Regions from separate parts of the Homo sapiens genome. Here all the other regions are linked to region 1. A link is a contact called in ENCODE Hi-C or POLR2A ChIA-PET data. All regions are on one chromosome and are shown on one strand. Each heading gives the region's core, a stretch centred on a gene start or an enhancer-like site at or near the end of the contact. The rest is flanking DNA. Distances are from core to core; before and after follow the strand shown.

What was found. A loop is a pair of places that touch in the nucleus more often than their neighbours do. ChIA-PET counts read pairs that join two places held with the same protein, here RNA polymerase II (POLR2A). Pooled maps may share reads with other maps.
Region 2: a loop to region 1 is called in a map of ascending aorta, with 8 times the contacts of the local background. The contact joins the promoter of RNF168 here to the promoter of PPP1R2 in region 1. A Hi-C loop is called at or near these places in 1 of 168 maps with a recorded cell type or tissue (ascending aorta), 1 of 37 single-sample maps with no recorded cell type and 14 of 50 pooled maps. POLR2A ChIA-PET finds 5 or more read pairs at or near these places in 1 of 52 experiments (CD8-positive, alpha-beta memory T cell).
Region 3: a map with no recorded cell type shows a loop between it and region 1 (9-fold over the local background). The contact joins the promoter of UBXN7 here to the promoter of PPP1R2 in region 1. A Hi-C loop is called at or near these places in 1 of 168 maps with a recorded cell type or tissue (tibial artery), 1 of 37 single-sample maps with no recorded cell type and 4 of 50 pooled maps.
Region 4: a map of CD8-positive, alpha-beta T cell shows a loop between it and region 1 (9-fold over the local background). The contact joins the promoter of LINC01972 here to the promoter of PPP1R2 in region 1. A Hi-C loop is called at or near these places in 3 of 168 maps with a recorded cell type or tissue (CD4-positive, alpha-beta T cell and CD8-positive, alpha-beta T cell) and 14 of 50 pooled maps. POLR2A ChIA-PET finds 5 or more read pairs at or near these places in 2 of 52 experiments (PC-3 and PC-9).
Region 5: a pooled map shows a loop between it and region 1 (7-fold over the local background). The contact joins the enhancer-like site here to the promoter of PPP1R2 in region 1. A Hi-C loop is called at or near these places in 2 of 37 single-sample maps with no recorded cell type and 8 of 50 pooled maps. POLR2A ChIA-PET finds 5 or more read pairs at or near these places in 3 of 52 experiments (B cell, HEK293 and activated naive CD4-positive, alpha-beta T cell).
Region 6: a map with no recorded cell type shows a loop between it and region 1 (24-fold over the local background). The contact joins the promoter of TFRC here to the promoter of PPP1R2 in region 1. A Hi-C loop is called at or near these places in 1 of 37 single-sample maps with no recorded cell type and 9 of 50 pooled maps. POLR2A ChIA-PET finds 5 or more read pairs at or near these places in 1 of 52 experiments (T-cell).

Annotation. Positions count from the first base shown.
Region 1 is chr3:195,541,576-195,544,835 of GRCh38, reverse strand. PPP1R2 (protein phosphatase 1 regulatory inhibitor subunit 2) reads left to right here and starts at 1,511. Exons shown (of 6, transcript NM_006241.8): 1 at 1,511-1,932. The coding sequence starts at 1,811. RefSeq lists a silencer at 1,300-1,539.
Region 2 is chr3:196,502,198-196,505,457 of GRCh38, reverse strand. RNF168 (ring finger protein 168) reads left to right here and starts at 1,690. Exons shown (of 6, transcript NM_152617.4): 1 at 1,690-2,585. The coding sequence starts at 2,285. LOC105374307 (a long non-coding RNA gene) reads right to left here and starts at 106. Exons shown (of 3, transcript XR_924897.3): 1 at 1-106. RefSeq lists a silencer at 1,441-1,740 and enhancers at 2,361-2,450, 2,491-2,560, 2,212-2,895, 2,896-3,260.
Region 3 is chr3:196,430,911-196,434,170 of GRCh38, reverse strand. It overlaps UBXN7 (UBX domain protein 7), which reads left to right and starts at 1,744. Exons shown (of 11, transcript NM_015562.2): 1 at 1,744-1,844. The coding sequence starts at 1,772. UBXN7-AS1 (UBXN7 antisense RNA 1) reads right to left here and starts at 2,786. Exons shown (of 2, transcript NR_046745.1): 1 at 2,730-2,786; 2 at 1,137-1,969. RefSeq lists enhancers at 1,427-1,506, 1,439-2,212, 2,587-2,636, 2,213-2,987 and silencers at 1,547-1,796, 1,817-1,876.
Region 4 is chr3:194,766,994-194,770,253 of GRCh38, reverse strand. LINC01972 (long intergenic non-protein coding RNA 1972) reads left to right here and starts at 1,545. Exons shown (of 3, transcript NR_146990.1): 1 at 1,545-1,618; 2 at 1,737-1,839. All of the region lies in intron 3 of LINC01968 (long intergenic non-protein coding RNA 1968), which reads right to left. All of the region lies in intron 2 of LOC105374292 (a long non-coding RNA gene), which reads right to left. RefSeq lists enhancers at 545-644, 760-1,054 and a silencer at 815-914.
Region 5 is chr3:196,177,954-196,181,213 of GRCh38, reverse strand. No RefSeq gene overlaps it. Among named protein-coding and RNA genes, the nearest start is that of ZDHHC19, 32 kb to the left of the region's middle. RefSeq lists an enhancer at 1,227-1,426. Within about 2 kb of position 1,638, at least 16 of the 41 ENCODE cell types and tissues checked have a DNase peak (open chromatin) inside an H3K27ac peak, as active enhancers do; they include B cell, where a contact is called at or near this core.
Region 6 is chr3:196,080,282-196,083,541 of GRCh38, reverse strand. It overlaps TFRC (transferrin receptor), which reads left to right and starts at 1,452. Exons shown (of 19, transcript NM_001128148.3): 1 at 1,452-1,499. RefSeq lists silencers at 1,130-1,469, 1,520-1,819 and an enhancer at 2,701-3,200.

The DNA.
Region 1 (3,260 bases), core at 262-2,761:
TTGACTGGGAACAAAGGTGGGGACAGTGCCAACAGTGACTGTGCAGGCCCCTGGCTGAGGCAAATCCCTGGGGAACACATTCCACTCTGTGACCAGCAACCCTGTTTCCCTTCTCCCCTTCCAGCTCACTTCCCCTCCATTATCTCCATCCACATCCATTCCCATACTGAGGCCCTGTTCTGTGCCAGGAACTCATCTAGGAGCTAGGGGCTCGGGGCCAGACGATAAAAACAATCGTTTTCAGAACCCTACAGTCATCCCTGAGGGGCAGAGTCCTAAGGACACAGAACAGGGTCATCCTCAAAAGGCACAGAGCCTGTGTTAAAGAAGATGAGACTGTGGTCCAGAGATGAGCCATGGGAGTGAAACTGCTGCTATAGGGGCTAGATAGGGGAAAACGCTTCCTCTCACCCCCCACAGCAGTGGACAGACATTGCTGGGAGCGAGGTGTCAGCTCAATCTAAGAACTCCCAGAGTCAGAGCTGTCCAAAAACAAAATGAGTTACACGGGGGTGTGGCGGGCTTCTAGCCCCTGGGGTTGTTGGAGAAACAGGCTGAATAGCCACCTTATGGGCCTGCTTGACAAGGTCCCTTCCAGGACCAGTGGTCTGTGAATCCGCAGGGGCTGGTCCACCGGAGGGGCCAGTTCTGGGTGGCTCAGTCTGCTGTGCTCTAACCTGTGGTGAGGACGATAAAAAGGCCTGATCAAGAAAGAGTCATGGAAAAGAGCCTGGTGATGAGCGAGCTGCGGACTGGACTTGGGAGAGGGAGGGAAGGGAGTGTACAGGGACCATAACAAATACCACACACGAGGTGGCTTTAAGCAATGGAAATGGGCTCTCCGTTCTGCAGGCTTGAAGTCCACATCAACCTGCGGCAGAGTTGGTTCCCTCTGTGGGGGGAACCTGTCGCGGCCTCTGCGGGCCCAGGAGGTCCTTGGCTGGGAGATGTGTCCCTGCCGCCCTCCCGTCTCCTGCGCTCTCTGCCTAGACGGGTTGTGCGACGGCGGGGGTCGCTGCCCGTCTGTCCGTCGGCTTCTCCAGCGGTAAAAGGAGGTGAGGCGATTCCAATGCAGACATTCTATGATTTCATAATAGGCCTCTAAGGACCACTCCAATGCTGGCAGTCCATGCTTTTATAATAGGCAGTTCGGCTGTTTACACGGGCGAAATGGAAAGAGGAGATACCCGTTTTCTTCAAGTCAGCTAACCTCTCTGCGGAGTGACGTCACCTCGAGTCTCAGTCTGCTGATCTAAAAAATAAAAATAACACTACGGCCTCACAAGGTGGTGGGACGAGGGTGCTCGAGAGACGCGCGGGTCCGGGAAGCAGCAAGCCCGGGCGCTCTCCCGCAGGTTCTCAGAGACAGCTCCCGCCTCCCAGCGCCGCGCGGGGGCGGGGCGAGCAGCCCGGGCGGGACGGAGGGGGCGGGGCGAGGAGGTCGGCTTTGTTCTCGCCCCGCCCTCTCCCCGCCTCCTCCCTAGATATCGCGAGAGGGCGGGTCCGCTTGGCTTCGGCGTCGCGTCGCTCCTGCGCTGGAGCTCTAGGCCGGCGTCTCTCCGCGAGCCGCGGGTCAAGTGCCAGTGGCTAAGGGTGCGCGAGTAGCCGCCACCCGTTCGGCGTTGGCTCTGGCGTCGGGGTCGTTGTGTCGTGACAACCGCTGCGGTAGCCGTTTCCGAGGCAGCAGTTGCGGCCGCTTTAGCCCTGAGCGGGATCTGCGGCTGCCTGCGAGTCTCTGCTGTGCCGACCCTTCTCTTCGCGGACCCCACGCCAAGCAGCGACCCTGAGCCGACAGCCGGAGCGCCCGGCAATGGCGGCCTCGACGGCCTCGCACCGGCCCATCAAGGGGATCTTGAAGAACAAGACCTCTACGACTTCCTCTATGGTGGCGTCGGCCGAACAGCCCCGCGGGAATGTCGACGAGGAGCTGAGGTGAGCGCTGGGAGGGACGGCCTGGGAGCCCCTCCTTCCCGCCGGGCCCGTTACCTACCCAGACCCCAGGGGCGGGCGGGCGGCGTGGATGCGGCTCGGGTGCCGCTCGAGTCTCTTCTCCTGCCCGGCTAGCCGCGGGTGGGAGCGATCTTTAAGAAGGCTGGGCGATGACGTTTATCATGCTTCCTTTTTTTTTTTTAAGCATTTGGGCATATATAATATTTTTAAACATCATCTTTGAACTTTCTGTAATCGGGAACATCAAAGAATGAAATTGAAGCTTCAGATCTTCGACTGTTAAGCTTTTACTATTTCTTAACCTCATCTCTGAGGTATCTAAAATTCTTCGATAATTACAGTGTATTTTCTTGCTTTGGGAACCCTTTAAGATCTAGTCTCAAGCTAATAGGCGATCCGTCAAAGAAGAGACCATTTCCCCCATTAGCATTGTGCCACACTGTATTTCTGCATCTGCAACCAGAGTTTTGGGTGCTTTCTAGTTTTTGTTCCTGTTCAGAGATAGATCTAAGCTCAAAACAGTTCAAAGAGGAGCAACTTGAAATGACCCAGTGGTAATTTAGTTGCTCTTGCATACGCTAAAGATACACATGTAAAAAGTTGTTGACCTGAGCATTGTATGTAATATTTATAATATAATTGGAAACGACCGGAAGTCCATTAGTAAGAGCTGGTGAAATATTAATTACGGTACGTTTGTATAATGGAACAATATACTAGCCTTTAAAAAAAGAAAGGTAGGCGTTTATGCACGGAGAAAATGTTGCAGTACAGTATCTGTAGTGGGTTAGAAGTGCACGGGGGCTTGGGCGTTGCAAGATACTAAAAATAGAAGGACTCTACTTTCTGAAAATAAGGCTTAAGAAAAGTTACCATTGAAATTGGTAGTCAGAAGCTAAAATGAGGATGTTTGTGAAATCTCAGAATATAGGAACCTAGGGCATTCCTGGATAAAGGATCTTATTTAGGACCATAAAAGGAACTACTGCTTGGTGGTGGTAAATTTTAGGGATTTGTGTTACCTTGAAGGAAATATTGAGTAGGTTCATAGGTTAGAATCGTGGCCTTTTGGGGCTGGAAAGGACCTTAGTTTTTGTCTAGCAACTCCCACGCTCATGGATGCTTGAATCTTACATTCTCTCACACACAATTTTCCAACTTCTTTGGGCTAAGCCACGTTAAATGGAGTGCTGGGGGAGTGTGATGTGTAGGTCATGGAATTAAGAAGACAGAATTTCACCAGAACATAACTGAAGCAGGAGAACCAAGTTAGTTAAAAGATAAATAACATCCAGGCGTGGTGGCTCACG
Region 2 (3,260 bases), core at 441-2,940, 960 kb before region 1:
AAATCATAGTTGCATGTTTAAAAGAATAATGGGAGATTCGATGGGAAAAGCAGGTTGTGGACATATTAGGAAGCCTGAAGGCCAGGTGCAGTGGCTCACGCCTGTAATCCCAGCACTTTGGAAGGCCAAGGCCGGTGGATCACCTGAGGTCAGGAGTTCGAGACCAGCATGGCCAACATGGTGAAACCCCATCTCTACTAAGAATACAAAAATTTGCCAGGCGTGGTATTACAATGCACGTGGTATTACAAGGCACGCGCCTGTAATTGCAGCTACTCGGGAGGCTGAGGCATGAGAATCGCTTGAACCCAGGAGGTGGAGGTTGCAGTAAGCTGAGATCAAACCACTGCACTCCAACCTGGGCAACAGAATGAGGAGCCATCTCAAAAAAACAAACAAACGAACAAAAAACAAGCCTGAAATTCCAAGCTAAGGTACTGTTACTGTAGACAACCAGATGACAGTCCCAGGTTTCTTTTTTTTTTCTTTTTTTTGAGACAGGGTCTTGCCCTGTCACCCAGGCTGGGGTGCAGTGGTACGATCACTGTTCACTGCAGCCTTGACCTCCTGGGCTCAAGTGATCCTCCCACCTCAGCCACCAGAGTAGCTGAGAGTATAAGTGTGAGCCAGCACACCGAGTTAATTTTTTTATTTTTTGTAGAGACAGGGTCTCACTATGTTGCCCAGGCTGGACCTGAACTCCTGGGCTCCACTGATCTTCCCGCCTTGGCCTTCCAAAGTGCTGGGACTACAGGTGTGAGCTATCACAGACAATAACAGGTTTCTGAACCCACATTGAAATGAAAGTTCCCAAAGACTTCTACCAACGACCGATGTCTCCTCGTTGTTCTCAACCTGGAAACCATCCCCTACCCAGCCTGAATGCTCTCAGCAGCCTCAAAACAACTTAAAGGCTGCTTTCACGCACAGTGATTTTCTTTTCTCTTCCTTCACACTGATTGATTCCCTCAAAAAATGCAGGTCCGGAGCTGGCTATGGAGTTGCAAGCTCTAGACCCAGCTACTCCAGAGGCTGAGGCGAAAGAATCCCTGGAACCCTGGAGTTGTAGTCCAGCCTGGATAAAACAGTGAGACCCCAATTCTTTTATCTATTTATTTATTTGTATTTTTTGAGGTGGAATTTTGCTCTGTCCCCCAGGCTGGAGTGCAGTGGCACAATCTCGGCTCACTGCAGCCTCTGCCTCCCAGGTTTAGCGATTCTCCTGTCTCAGCCTCCTGAGTAGCTGGAATTGCAGGAGCTTGTCACAATGCCCAGCTAATTTTTGTATTTTTAGTAAGGACGGGGGTTTCACCATGTTGGCCAGGCTGGTCTTGAACTCCTGACCTCAGGTGATCCGCCCGCCTCGGCCTCCCGAAGTGCTGGGATTACAGGCGTGAGCCACCGCACCCGGCCTTGTTTGGCTGTTGATTTTGTTTTGAGGTTTCCCTTTTTCTACCCAGAAACCAAGAAACCAGGGGTGTCTGAGGCCTCGCAGAAATCTCAGGGAAAGGTCAGGCTCCACCCAGGCTGCACTAGGCGGGGCTGCGACGCCAGGGCGGGACCGTCTCCGGCTGGGAGGGAGGGCGGGCGGCGCGCAGACCCCGGAAGTCCCGCCCCGGGAACGTTCGCCCTTGGGCAGTTTTCTGGGTGGGAAGTGCGATTTTGGCGGGCGGTTGTGACGTTGCTAGCGCTTGTCCGGTGGCTGCTGCGCTGCCGCAACGAATAGGGTTTCTGGCTGCGTAGGAGGGACGGGGGCGCGGAGCTCTGGGAAACTGCGCCAGGCGCCCGAAAGGTGAACACGGGAGTCGCGCGTCTCCCCCGCAGCAGCGGTAAAGCGGAAGTTATGCTGCAGCCGGAGCCCGGGCTTCCTCCCGGAGCCGCGTCCCGGGGCCCGGCTGCCCCGAGCTGAGCGGAGCATCCTTTCCGGGTGAGGGGAGGAGAGGACTTGGCGCGTTCCCCTCGCTGCCCCGGGAGCCGCAGCCGCGGTGTTCATGCCGCGGAGCAGCCAGGCTCCTCCGACGAAAACCTGCATTTATTTGCTGGCGGGACGTTTGCCTTGAAAATGGACAAAGACGCCGCCCTCCGGGGTATTCCTGTTTGCCTGACCCTGAGAGCGCCTTTTTGCTTCAAGACGTGTTGGATGCTCCTGTTCTCCGAATTCTGATACGCTTCTGGGCATAATACTGAAACACAAAACTGCTTTTGCTCTCTCTGTGGTTGGCCGAAAATAGGATTCTTTTTCGTGCAGGTGTCGTTGTTTAGTCGGCTTTACTAACATATTGAAATGGCTCTACCCAAAGACGCCATCCCCTCGCTGTCCGAGTGCCAGTGCGGGATCTGCATGGAAATCCTCGTGGAGCCCGTCACCCTCCCGTGTAACCACACGCTGTGTAAACCGTGCTTCCAGTCGACCGTCGAAAAGGCGAGTTTATGCTGTCCCTTCTGTCGCCGCCGGGTATCGTCGTGGACTCGGTACCATACCCGAAGAAATTCTCTCGTCAACGTGGAACTGTGGACGATAATTCAAAAACACTATCCCAGGGAGTGCAAGCTTAGAGCGTCTGGCCAAGAATCAGAGGAAGTGGGTGAGTAAACCATGGCGTGTTTGTTGGCCAAAAGCCGCAAGTCTTTGAAAAGGTGAATCATCACTTTTCCATTTAAAAAGTAAAAACAAACCAAAAAACCCGACTAGTATTTGTCTAAATAGTTCTCAGAGGTTAGGGGGTTTATGGGTCCCCAAATGTCGATGGATTATAAAGTCAAGGGCAAGATTTTGTCCATTGTCAAAATGCCCGCGCTGTGTTCGATGGGTGTTTGTTGTGTTAAAAATTAAAGAATTGCCCGTCTGGAGCCTTCTTTTTTTTTTTTTTGAGACAGGATCTCGCTCCGTCCTCCAGGCTGGAGTGCAGTGGCGCGATCTCGGCTCCCTGCAACCTCCGCCTCCCGGTTTCAAGCGATTCTCCTGCCTCAGCCTCCCGAGTAGCTGGGGTTACACGCGTGCACCATCACGCCCGGGGAATTTTTCTGTTTTTTAGTAGAGACGGGATTTCACCATGTTGGCCAGGCTGATCTCAAACTCCTGACCTCAAGGGATCCGCCCGCCTCGGCCTGCCAAAATGCTGGGATTACAGGCTTGAGCCACCGCGCCCGGCCTCTGATTTACTTATCTATACATCTCCATTCATTTAATTCTTGATTCTCCTAATCATGCGACGAGGCTAAAGTCGCTTTTTTATCACTCAACCCTGCACCCGGTAGAC
Region 3 (3,260 bases), core at 495-2,994, 890 kb before region 1:
GGTGCCCGCGCCACCACAGCAGCTAATTTTTGTATTTTTAGTAGAGATGGGGTTTCGCCATGTTGACCAGGCTGGTCTGGAACTCCTGACCTCGGGCGATCCGCCCGCCTCGGCCTCCCAAAGTGCTGGGATTACTGGAGTCTGCTTTCTTTTACATCAATCATATCTTCTTGAAACTACAGCCCGACTGGGTGTGGTGGCTCACGCCTGTAATCCCAACACTTTGGGAGGCCGAGGCGGGTGGATCACTTGAGGTCAGTAGTTTGAGACTAGCCTGCTCAACATGGTGAAACCTCGTCTCTATTAAAAATACAAAAATTAGCCAGGCGTGGTGGCGTGTGCCTGTAATCCCAGCTACTTGGGAGGCTGAGGCAGGAGAATCGCTTGAACCCGGGAGGCGGAGCTTTCAGTAAACTGAGATTGCACCACTGCACTCCAGCCTGGGCGACAGAGCGAGACTCCCTGTCAAACAAAACAAAACAAAAAACTATACCCCTTGATTTGACATGGCTCTTTCTTAATTCTCCCCAATAGCATGTTTACTCTTAGGATGTGTCAATTCTTCAGACAGCTCATCCCATCTTTTATTGGGCCATTTTCCTATGAAGATGCAAAATATGTGGGTGGAGGTTGGAAGGTGGGAGGCTAAAACAAACGGAATCACTTGGAATCTCTTTTAACTTTATGGGCAAGGTGGGGGATTATTGGATTTGAGCGCACCCCACTCATGTAACTGTTTTGCAAAATACTTAAAATTATTCAAGGAACACACGAATATCTTTTTTTTTTTTTTTTTTTTGAGATGGATTCTTGATATATTTCCCAGTCTGGTCTCGAACTCCTTGCCTCAAGCGATTCTCCCACCTCGGCCTTCCAAAGTGCTGGGATTACAGTCATGAGCCACCGCGCCCGGCCAATAATGTTTGTTTAAAAATAAAAAGATAAATAAGAAACTCGAAGTAAGGTCCGCTTTGACCATCGTCCCGATCGTTCTCTTCTCTGGAGGTAACCGTTACCAGCGTTTTGAGCACACTTTTCCAGTCTCCTTTCTATATGTTTTCTTTCCTCTACTGCATATACAGAGTTTCTTTTTATACAAATGACGCCTCTTGGGGTCTCATTAAGACCCTAACGGGAGACGTGATGGCCAATTTATTTAAGGAAAGCAGACTAAACAATCGTTTATGAAAACCTACTGGGTGGCAACCCCGCGCTAAGTGCTTTCTTTGGCATGAAGGGTTCTGGTATTTCACTCGTCGCAATCGGTTAGCTAAGCCATTAGTTTAGAGGCTGGGGGGCGAGTACGGGGAGAGTCGCTTCAAAGCGAGGAGGTAGGGTTTGCATTTTGATGGGACCTGCAGGAAACCTAATAGAGTGCGGTACAACCGCAAAACAGAAAAATGCTGTCATCGGCAGTTGGCTCTGTCAATAAAGCTTGCGAAGCTGAAATGCGAAGAACTATCTGCCGAGACCGAAGCTTCCTTCGGAATCTAGGAATCGACACCGCGCCTGCGAGGCTAGCCTTGGAGCCCGGAGAGGAAGGCACCAGCAATGGCAAAAAGGATGCACTGAGCAGGCAGCAACCGAGCAGCCAACCCGAGAGCTGGGAGCGCGCGGGCCCGGTCGGAAAATGCGCCTGCGCAGACCGCTGGGGACGGGAGGGGCGGGGCTCGAGGGGCGGTCAATGCGCCTGCGCACACCGCACGGCGAAGTGGGGGAGGGCAGTCCGTGTGTGTCTGTGTTGTTGTTCGGCGGCGGCGGCGGCGGTAAGATGGCTGCCCACGGGGGCTCCGCGGCGTCCTCGGCGCTGAAGGGGTTAATTCAACAGTTCACCACCATTACCGGTAAGAGACGCGGTTACCGGAAGGTGGAGAGTGGGGTCCGGAGCGGGCAGCGGGTCTGCCCCGGGCTTCCCCTTACCTTCAGGCATTCCTCCTTCGGGCTTTACCCACAGCTGCCGTCCTCCCTCCTGAGGAAGAGGCGACGACGGCGTCGGGGTCTCCGGGTTCAGGCGGGAGACAGCCCCCCCCCGCTCCCGATACCCTCGTTCTCTGTCTCCTAGTAGCGTGGAGGGAGATCCCCCAACCCCCCGCCAGCCCAGACCTGGGAATGGGCCGAGTCCGTCCGCCCCCGCCGGCCCGGGGACCCGGGGGCGGGAGGAGTAGGGGGCCGCACCCGGGCCACCGCCCTCCTCCTCCTCCTTCATCATCTTCCCTTCTCTGTGCAGCCCTGCGGTGCGGTGCATCTCCTCACCTCCTTTTTTCCTTTCTTCCCCGGCCAGGTCATTCTGCCCCGGTCCCCGGCCTGCCCTTCCCCTTTCTGGGCCCCTCGGAGCCATCGCCGTGGCCCTGGCGGGTTCGGGCCCTCCCGCCTTCACGGCAAGGCCGGTGGGTTCGGCCGTGCCTTTACACTTCACGGGGGACAGGCCGCCAGAAGCGGGGGGTGCTGAGGAGGACCTCAGGGACTGAGGCTTTGAGGGAAGAATGAGGGGGAACCCCCAAGCTGAATAGGGGAGGCCTGGAAGAATCCAGGGTGGCGTTTCCCACCTCCCCATAATAAAATCATAAAGACGGAGACGATGGCGCCGGGGCCTCCTGCTGATAAGATAGGGATGGCGGCAGAAACTTCTTTGAGAGAAAATCTGTTTCTGGGTGTCGGTATCCCCGAAACCCTAGGCCTAGGTTCTCTCCCTTTGGACCCCTGCGAAGGACACACGCAGATCCTCTTACCGCCTGGAGGAAAGGCCCTAAAGCCATTCTATGAATTCTCTCTGTCTTGTTTCTCTCTGATGGTGCTGAACTTTTCTTGCATGAGTTATTAGAGGGCGGAGCAAATGATGAAGTTCTCTGTGGAGTGATTTGAGAGAAGAGTACTCCAATGTGCCTGAGTGTAATTTTGCCGTTCTAGTTTGTCGTTTTGGAAGGAGGTCAGAATGTTAGTTCCCTCTCAACGGATCTATACTTTATCTCGTAATTTGTTAGATGCGGAGAATGTTTCCACTGTTAATGTTCCTAGAGTTTAACGTGCAATATCTGGTTAAGTAAAATTTTATATTGTTTTAACTACTACAGGTTGTATACTAGTTACCGTTTTATATTAAAGCAAGTTTTATTTTTTTGCTTTGCAATGATAACGAGATATTTGACGCATTGTTATCTAGCTTGTGGGCATGGAACATCAGGTCAAAGTAAAGTAAAATTTGCAATAAAATTGGGGTGAGGAGTTGCATGATAACTTCTCTTAATATTTTTGAACTTTGT
Region 4 (3,260 bases), core at 296-2,795, 770 kb after region 1:
TGTAGTCCCAGCTACTCGGGAGGCTGAGGCAGGAGAATGGTGTGAACCCGGGAGGCAGAGGTTGCAGTGAGCCAAGATTGCACCACTTCACTCCAGCCTGGGCAACAGAGTAAGACTCTGTCTCAAAAAAAAAAAAAAAGAAAGAAAGAATGGTGTTGGCTCTCGTTCTCATTCCTTGATTTATTTCCTTTCTGCTTTGCATGAGGTGGTGTCTGTGACCCATGTACTCATAGCAAGTCTTTGAACCCATCAACATTAGAAATTAGAAAATACCTCTCAAAAAGCAGCATTGATTCTGTTGCCTAAATATATTCTTATTGCAAAAATAAAAATGTAAATGATGTCATTTGAAGCAGTGCATGGTTATTGCTCTTATAATACAATAGTAAGTCTTATTTGCATAAAGAGATATCTACAGTCCTATAAAAGTAAGAATGAATACCTAAATCCAAACTGCTCCTTCAAGTTACCTGGAACTGTGATATTTGCATACACCGAACCATCTACTCTTGTTCTGAAGAGGAGAGAATGAAAACTAAAGGAAACAAAGAATCAAAGAAGCCTTGAACCCACGGTGAGTGGAACCCTGAAGTGATCGGAGGACAGACTGGCATGTGGCAACCTTATTCTGTTCCTTCAAAGCAGCTACTGAATGTTGCGGTGAGCCCGGGAAGAGGACTGTCCTGCCTGCAGTCCTACAGAGGGAAGAGCTGTGCTTAATAAGTTAAAAAGCTGGGGCTTCTACCAAGCCACAGAAGAAGCCGGAGACAGTGTGTGCACATCTGCAAGCAAACAGACGCGTGTCTAACCCGGGGCGGCCGCGCTTCCCCTGCTTAGAAATCCATCATCTACAAGGGGTGGGGCCTGAGGAGCGCAACTCTCACTTGTTACTTTAGAAATCAATCATCTACAAGGGGTGGGGCCTGAGGAGAGCGGGCTTCCCCTGCTTAGAAATCAATCATCCAGAAGGGGTGGGGCCTGAGGAGCTTGGCTCTCACTTGTTACTTTAGAAATCAATCATCTACAAGGGGTGGGACCTGAGGAGGGCGGGCTTCCCCTACTTAGAAATCAATCACCCACAGGGGGTGGGGCCTGAGGAGCGCGGCTCTCACATGTTACTTGAGTTTTACCCAGCAGGTGGGAAGTCCAGAAGGCTGACTCGGTCTCTAAAATGCAGCAGAACCTGTGGCGACCACAGCCACCCAACAGCAAAAGAGGCAGCAGAGGCTGGGTGAGCACAGGACTGAGAATTCATGGAGAAAGTTCTTGAATTTAAGGGAGAGGTGAGACCATTTAATTGGCCAAAAAGGCCCAACTCTAAGAGCCGACCTGCAAGAAGCCAGCCCGGCAGCTTCTCCCATCACCACTCCCAGCTGCAGGTGGGCTGCCTGCTGTCCTTACCTCCCAGACAAGGGGGATCATGTCCTCCTTGGGGTCACCGTGGACCAGTGCGCACTTCTGTGGCCTGTTTTGCTCGCTGCACTTACCTACTGTGACACCACTGTTGCCGACACAGCCACCTCCGTGCGGGGGGTCCCTGGGGCAGACGCCCTGCTATCCTCATCTTAGGATACCCAGTTCCCAACACAGTGCCTGCTGCAAATTATCAGTAATAACAGTAAGTCTTTGTCACGTAATGAGTTACCTTTCAGTCTCTCTGCAGTCTCTTTCCTCCCAATGCCCCTTGGCTGCTCCCGAAGCCCTGACTCCTGACCTCCTGCCCCTTCTGTCTCCAGGGCCATTAACTCCCCTGCTGGTCCCTATCCATGGAGCCCATTGACAGATGAGTTTGATTCTGGACCTAAGAAGGACAGTTAACAGACACAGATATCTTTTAAGGTGAGGAGTGGGTATCGGATACCTGAAAGAGAAAAAGCCTACCAAAACCAACCTTATCTTCCTACCAATCTACCCACTAAGAGAGAGAAACCAGAATATTTTTGCCGGAGAATTATAATAGAGACTCACATCTACCCTCCTTCCTTCACTCAAAAGCCCTGCCCATCCCTCAGCACACATCTCAAAGAGGAACTGCCCCATGAAGCATTCCTGATCCCCAGCCAGGTGTGATGGTCTGTCCTGCGAGCCCCCCACAAGGTACCTTTTCTATGGCACTCACAATTTACTGCCTTCTACTGGATTATCAGTGACCAGACTACAGGTCCTGGTGGGCAGGGGCTGGGTCTGATTCACTGTGGTCCCACCTCACCCCAGCTCTACTCCCACCCCAGGCCCTGCCCAAGACGGGAGGTAAGCTGACTACATTGGTTTGAATAGGGTAAAAGGAAGGACAGCCAAGAGCATAATGCGGCTCAGATGAATTTCAGTTTAACTTTCCCAGAAGTTAAACTTCCCACTCATCAAGGTTCAATGCCTTCTCCTCCCAAAAGCTTTTCTAACCTTTCGTCAGAACCCATGACTCTTTCCTTTGGTTTCCGCAATCAGAGTACAACTGTTGGAAAAATCCTTTAGGTTTTGCCCTTCACCCTCTTAAGAGTGAAAGTCTTCATTGACAACTGGGCAGAATGGTGTTGGCTCTGAGCCAGCCTCTGAGTTCTGAGGCTGAGGGAGGTGCTATCCACCTGGCCCAGGACCTCCCGTCCTGGGCTCTTGGCAAGGCAGCTGACTCTCCCTGTCCTCTCCTAGCCCTACCACAACATTCCTGGGCATATCATCCCACTCACAAGGAGGATTCTTCTAGTGTTTATGAAGGCAGGGTTGGGCAAGACCCGAGAAGTGAGGAGCTAACAGACGGCTCTCCCCCAAGGCTGGTGTCCCCTCCTGCAGCATGGCTGCCAACTAGCCCCCCAGCCTCGGCTGCAACAACCCCACCCATGGGGAGCTAACAGCACTGCTCTTAGACAGCGGCGTCCGTGGGGCACTTTGCTTAGACCCACATCCTCCCTCCCAGCCCAGTTCCACCTCTTTGGGCTGCACAGAATGAATCTGCTTCCTTCCCCAGGTAGCCCCCTTCGGATATCTGGGACAGCTCTCGTGTCCTGTTGTGTCTTTCTCCAGTGTACACATTCTAGGCTCTCACAGTGTTTTTCACTTTGTCCCAGCAAGGCTATTGTTTTTAAGTGCTCTTGAAAGAACCTTCTCTGCAAGGTCAAATAGAAATGAGTAGTCAAGTTAGCACTGACCCGACCCCTCGTTGCATCTCAGCAAGAGCAAATACTTTCACATCTCTCCAGTGGTGCAAAACTAACTGGCAAGAGTCACATTCACACACACACTTGCTCAAATTATGCCAATAAAAG
Region 5 (3,260 bases), core at 389-2,888, 640 kb before region 1:
TAGATACTTTTTTTTTTCCTGATTTATACAAGTAAAACACGGCTGGTCGCATTGGCCCACGCCTGTAATCCCAGCACTTTGGGAGGCCGAGGTGGATGGATCACCTGAGGTGAGGAGTTCGAGACCAGCCTGGCTAACGTGGCGAGACCTTGTCTCTATTAAAAATACAAAAATTAGCTAGGTGTGGTGGCACATGCCTGTAATCCCAGCTACTTGAGAGACTGAGGCAGGAGAATTGCTTGAACCCAGGAGGCAGATGTTGCAATGAGCCAAGATCGCGCCACTGCACTCCACTCCGGGCGACAGAGCAAGATTCCATCTTAAAAAAAAAAAAAAAGTAAAACACATATATTTCAGAAATTTTTTAAAGTACAGAAAAACACAAAGAGGAAAAGTAAAATCCTCTGTAATCCCACAGCCCAGAACTAAGCACTGTTAACATCTGGGGACCTCCTTCTAGTCGTTCCTCTTGCTGTCAACATGCATATTTAGTAAAAGTCGCCATCACACCATTCTGTAATTTTTAAACAGCCTTATTGAGATCTAATTGTCTAAAATAGATATTGAAAATATACAATTTGATAAGTTCTGACATATGTATACATCTGTGAAGCCACCACTGCAATCAAGATGCTGAAGCTAAGCTGGGGGCCGTGGCTGACGTCTTGAATTCCAGTTACTCGGGGGCTGAGGCAGGAGGATTGCTTGAGGCCAGGAGTTCGAGACCAGCCTCAGCAACATAGTGAGACCCCCCCCCACCCCCCGCCCCCATCGCTTAAAAGAAAAACCAAACAAAAAGATGCTGACAATCTGTCACCCCCGAATGTCTCCTCAGGCCCCTTTGGTAACCCTTCCCTCGCTGCTCTCCCTTCCCAGTGTGGACATCCAGAACTCAGAGACTTTTGGCTAGGATCACAGGTCTGGGTAGCAGGCACCTGGCCCGGGGGCTGGCCTAAGCTCTGTCTCCTGGCCAGGATGTGCTTCAGGGAGAACCAACAATATCGCCTTGTGCAGGCCAAAGGGTGCGTTTGATTTTGTCAGTTTCCTCCGGCAGCTCAGCTAACTCCCCACGAGTCGGCTTCCTTCCCCGCAGCCCCGTCATGGAACCTTCCAGTTCGCTAAAGGGGGTTCCACCCTGAGTGGGCTCTGCAGCCTTGTCTGGGCCAGTTGCTGGGGCCCCCGTGTGGCTCGTATAATGGGTGCGTGTTGCCCCTCCAGGTGGAGTTGGAGCTGGGGCGGAGCCTGCCCGCGTGTTGGGGTGTGCAGCAGGCTGCCTTGGAGCACCTGACTCGTTTTTAGCCGCTTTTAATGGGTGTCTTTCTGCATCCTGTTACTCATGCACTTCAGTGAGCAGAGTTTCCTGAGTGTAATTTCATCTTTTCTCTATGACTCAGGGCTGTATTTGCAGCCTAATTTGCTAATGTCAGGTGGCAGATGGAGTGAACAGTGTGGGTGGACGGGGCCAGCCCCAGCAGTGCCACTGGAACTTACTTTCCTGCAAAGACCACATGCTTCAGCTGGTCTTTTTGGCTGTGTTCTCCAGCCTCCGGAGGCAGAATGGAGGTTGGGTTTCTGCCTGGCCTACTGGCAGCCTATGACGCTACCAACTGATTAGCAAATCAAAGGCCAAAGCAGCCTTCTCTTAAACGGCTTTGTCACCCTCCAGCAAATCAGCATCGCAGACTCTCTTACTTGTACATTGTTTCACAGTTCTGGACACTTTCACACGCATTTTCTCCTTTGAGCTTCAGAACGCCCCTGTGAGAAAAGCAGGCAATTGTTCCTTTCCCAGTTTAGATCTGACTACACAGCAGGCTCCAAAATCAATGCCAGGTCCATTAACGACCTGACAGGCAGAATACCAACCCTTACAAAGCGAGTATAGGATAATATCTCTTGACCTTGGGGGTACAAAGAATTTCTTGAAAGCACTAATTGTTAAGAAAAAGATGAATAAATTCTACTAATTTTAAAAGGGAAAAGAAAAAAGAAAAGCTCTGTTCATCAGAGGATGCGACGAATAAAGCTTTAGAAAGACCAATGCAGGATCAGAGTCCAGAGTACATAAAGAACTCCTAGAAATAAATAAGAAAAAAGACCAGGAAAACCCGACCAGGTGTTTTGCAAAACAGGAAATATACATTGTCCATCAACATGTAAAAGATGCTTAACTTTATTAGAAATAAAGAAAACGCAAAATAAAGCCACTAGGAAATACCATTCTATAACCATCAGATTGGCAAAGATAAAAAGAATGGCAGTTCCTTCGGGCTGGGTGTGTTGGCTCATGCCTGTAATCCCAGCAATTTGGGAGGCTGAGGCAGGAAGATCGCTTGAGCCCAGGAGTTTGAGACCACCCTGGGCAACACAGTGAGAACTCATCTCTACAAAAAGCACAAAAATTAGTCAGGCATGGTGGCACATACCTGTGGTCCCAGCTACTTGGGAGGCTGAGGCGGGAGGATCACTTGAGCCTGGGAGGACGAGGCTGCAGTGAGCCAAGATCATGCCACCATGATCCAGCCTGGGTGGCAGAGTGAGATCCTGTCTCAAAAACATTTTTTTAAAATAATAAATTAAAAAAACAAAACAAAACTGCAGGGCGGGGTGCAGTGGCTTGCGCCTGTAATCCCAGCACTTCGGGAGGCCGAGGTGGGCGGATCATGAGGTCAAGAGATTGAGACCATCCTGGCCAACATGGTTAAACCTCGTCTCTACTAAAAACACAAAAATTAGCTGGGCGTGGTGGCGGGAGCCCGTAGTCCCAGCTGCTTGGGAGGCTGAGGCAGGAGAATCGCTTGAACCCGGGAGGCAGAGGTTTCAGTGAGCCAAGATCACACCACTGCACTCCAGCCTGGGCAACAGGGTGAGACTCCATCTCTCAAAAAAAAAAAAAAAAAAAAAAAAAAGACTGGAGTTTCAAGTGTTAACAAGAATGTAGGACACAGGGAACTCTGCCTGCCCACTGGCAAGCGTGTAAGTTCCACCCCGTTGAGTAGCAATTAGACTTATCTTGATGAGTTGTTATTGCTCTGATCTGGGCTGCACAGTTAAGACTTACCTTTGCCCTCTTTGACCCAAGTGCAGCTCCACTCCTACGGCACAGTTTGCAGGGAGGTTCGGGGCAGCACAGTTTGCAATTTCAAAACAACAATAAAACCTGTAAGCAAACCATATAACTTTTCAAAGTAAAATGGATAAATTGTGGGATATCATATAATAGAACATGACAGAGAAAATGAATGAGCCTCGGCTTCACT
Region 6 (3,260 bases), core at 203-2,702, 540 kb before region 1:
TAAAGAAGGAACACCACAGGGGAGCAGGCCTGGTGTCTGAATGTTAAGGTAGGCCCTCTGTGGATGTGCATCCTTAACCTTTTCCTGATTAGATCATTAAAGGTGCAGCAATGCTCCTGCTCATATGACTTTTTTTTTTTTTTGAGATGGAATCTTGCTCTGTCGCCCAGGTTGGAGTGCAATGGCGCGATCTTGGCTCACTGCAACCTCCGCCTCTTGGGTTCAAGCGATTCTTCTGCCTCAGCCTCCTGAGTAGCTGGGATTACAGGCGCGTGCCACTATGCCTGGCTAATTTTTTTTGAAATTTTTTTAGTAGAGATGGGGTTTCACCATATTGGTCAGGCTGGTCTCGAACTCCAGACCTCGTGATCCGCTCACCTCGGCCTCCCAAAGTGTTAGGATTGCAGGCGTGAGCCACCGCGCCTGGCAACTCATATGACTTTTAAACACTTCTCTTTGGGGAGAGAGATTTTAGAGAATGGGAGTAAAGAGAAAGGCGGTGAGAATCCCAAGTACTTTCTCTATCTTAGAGCAGAAGAAATAAAGGGAAGAGTAAAAGCCCAAGGCCCAGAAACGGATTTGCTTCTTAAAGGGCTGTTCTGTGTCCCTACGGGCCTGAAGGTCAGTTTATGTGCAATGCTTTTTAAGGTATGGGTTGCTTTCTTGCATTGTAGCTACTACCTCCCTGGCCTGCTGGTTACTGACCAGAGGGAGGGAGAGGGTGTGATTGTTTGGAAAGAGTTTAAACAGTGACAAGAATTGAATTTTATTTATTTGTTATTCATTGCACAATCCAATAACAGCGATGGCAATGAAAACGAAAGTTAATCTACAATCCTATCACCCTATTAAGTCACTTGTTTCTATTTTCCCTTTTATTCCCTCATGCATTAAACATTACGCAAAGCACTCCGCTAGTCTTGGTTAAAGTGCAGCTTGTATACATTCTGAATAAAAATTTGCATTTTGCTTTTCTTTTCCTTTTTGTATTTCTGAGGCTGCAAAATACATCTTCACAAGAGTGGCTTTAATAGTTACCTAACATTCCATCCTGCACGTACATTTCAAGGCACTGCCGCAGTGCAATATCCAACATTTAAGCGTCAACGCCAACAGATTGGACCTAGCACTGCAGGGACTGGAGGTTGGTCAAGGTCAGGCGGAGGCTGCCAGGCTACCAGGGTGGAGGAAGGCGCCGAGGCAGAGGCCAGTGCGCCCATCGCGCGGCTCCTCGGGGCACCTGCTGCCTTGGCGCCTTTTCCCTTGGCCTTCGCCTCGCCCGCAGCGCCCTCCGCATAGGGCCCCGCCCGCTGCGCGCGCATCCCCGCCCCCCGGGCGATCTGTCAGAGCACCTCGCGAGCGTACGTGCCTCAGGAAGTGACGCACAGCCCCCCTGGGGGCCGGGGGCGGGGCCAGGCTATAAACCGCCGGTTAGGGGCCGCCATCCCCTCAGAGCGTCGGGATATCGGGTGGCGGCTCGGGACGGAGGACGCGCTAGTGTGAGTGCGGGCTTCTAGAACTACACCGACCCTCGTGTCCTCCCTTCATCCTGCGGGGCTGGCTGGAGCGGCCGCTCCGGTGCTGTCCAGCAGCCATAGGGAGCCGCACGGGGAGCGGGAAAGCGGTCGCGGCCCCAGGCGGGGCGGCCGGGATGGAGCGGGGCCGCGAGCCTGTGGGGAAGGGGCTGTGGCGGCGCCTCGAGCGGCTGCAGGTACACGGGGTCGGCGGCTGTGCGCAGAGGCGTCCCTGCGCCTCTCGTCCCTTCGCCTCTCGTCCCTTCCCTTCTCTCTGCCTTCTTGCCCGCCTCCTCGGTCACAGAGCGACGAATGACGAGACCAGGTGTACCCCCACTGTCGCTCTCAGCCCCGGGGACTTCGGGTCCTCGCCCTTGAAGGCCGCAGGCCCTAGTGCGCCGGCTCCGGGCTGCGGGTCCGGGAGCGCGGGCGCAGCCAAGGTGCAGCTGCGCGGCGTGCGGCGCCGGGGGAACACGTGGCTGCTCCAGGAAGTCGCCCCAGGGAACGGCTGGGATTCGTGGGTGACCTTGGGCTCCTAAACCTTCGGTTCCCCGGGCTCCGGGCGGGCCCCGTTCTCACTGCGGAAAGGGACAAAGCTGTCCCCGATTCGGTTACTAGCGTGTTACAGGCATTAATTAGATACGGGTTTCTGTAAACTTACCCTTCGGCTCTGGTACAACCTGATCTTGCCATGCTCTGCCTGTTCGCCTTGTGTGTGGATTCTGTTTTCTCAAGGCAGAATCCGACTGAACGCCGCAGGTGTTCACATTAAGAATATTGCTAGCAGTTCTCACTACAAGACGGGAGCCATAGGAGTGACTTATTTGTGAAAGATACTTGGAGATTAGCGGTGTGGTCAGAGGGCTGTGCTGGATTGATGGGCGCCGGAGAGGCCGATTGTGTCACATTCTGCTGGACAGTTCTTTTAAGGTTGGGAGGGTGGGTAAGAAAATACATTCTGATTCGGCTCTTTTCGGATAACGCTTTCCCTCTGCTTACTGCTTGTAGAGACCTCACTTACCCGGGGGACTGGATTCTGCAGCTTTTTCCATTTTCTTCCCCGTTGATAAGAGGATTAAAGTAGGAAATTGTATTTGGCTACCCCATGCTTATATGCTAAGCTTACTGTGAAAATTAAGGTTAGGCTGTCTAGAGTACTTGTGGACCCTGCTGGTTCCCCCCGCCCCCCGGCCCTGAATTTTGGGTTACAATATGCTTCTCAAGAAAACTCAGAGTTAAGATAATTTTTGTCATCGATTTTGCAAGGTTATATATAGCATAGCATCCTTCAATTTCCTTTGGATGTTCTTATCAAGTAATGGTGGCTGTAAACCTAGCCTGTGTTGAAGATTGTTAGATAGACAGCAGTTTGGCTAACTCCGCCCTAAGGCGAGGCAGTTACTTGCCTCTGATAATGTATTTAAATGTCATGGAGCAAGATTCCCAGCTAAACCTGAATCGATCACAATGCTAGTTAAAAATGACCCTCGGCTGGGCGCATTGGCTCCCGCCTGTAATCCCAGCACTTTGGGAGGCCAAGGCAGGCGGATCACCTAAGGTCAGGAGTTCGAGTCCAGTCTGACTAACATGGTGAAATCCTGTCTCTACTAAAAACACAAAAATTAGCCGGGCATGGTGGCTCACGTCTGTAATTCCAGCACTTTGGGAGGCCGAGGCAGGTGGATCACTTGTGGTGAGGAGTTCGAGACTAGCCTGGCCAACATGGTGAAACCCCGTCTCTACGAA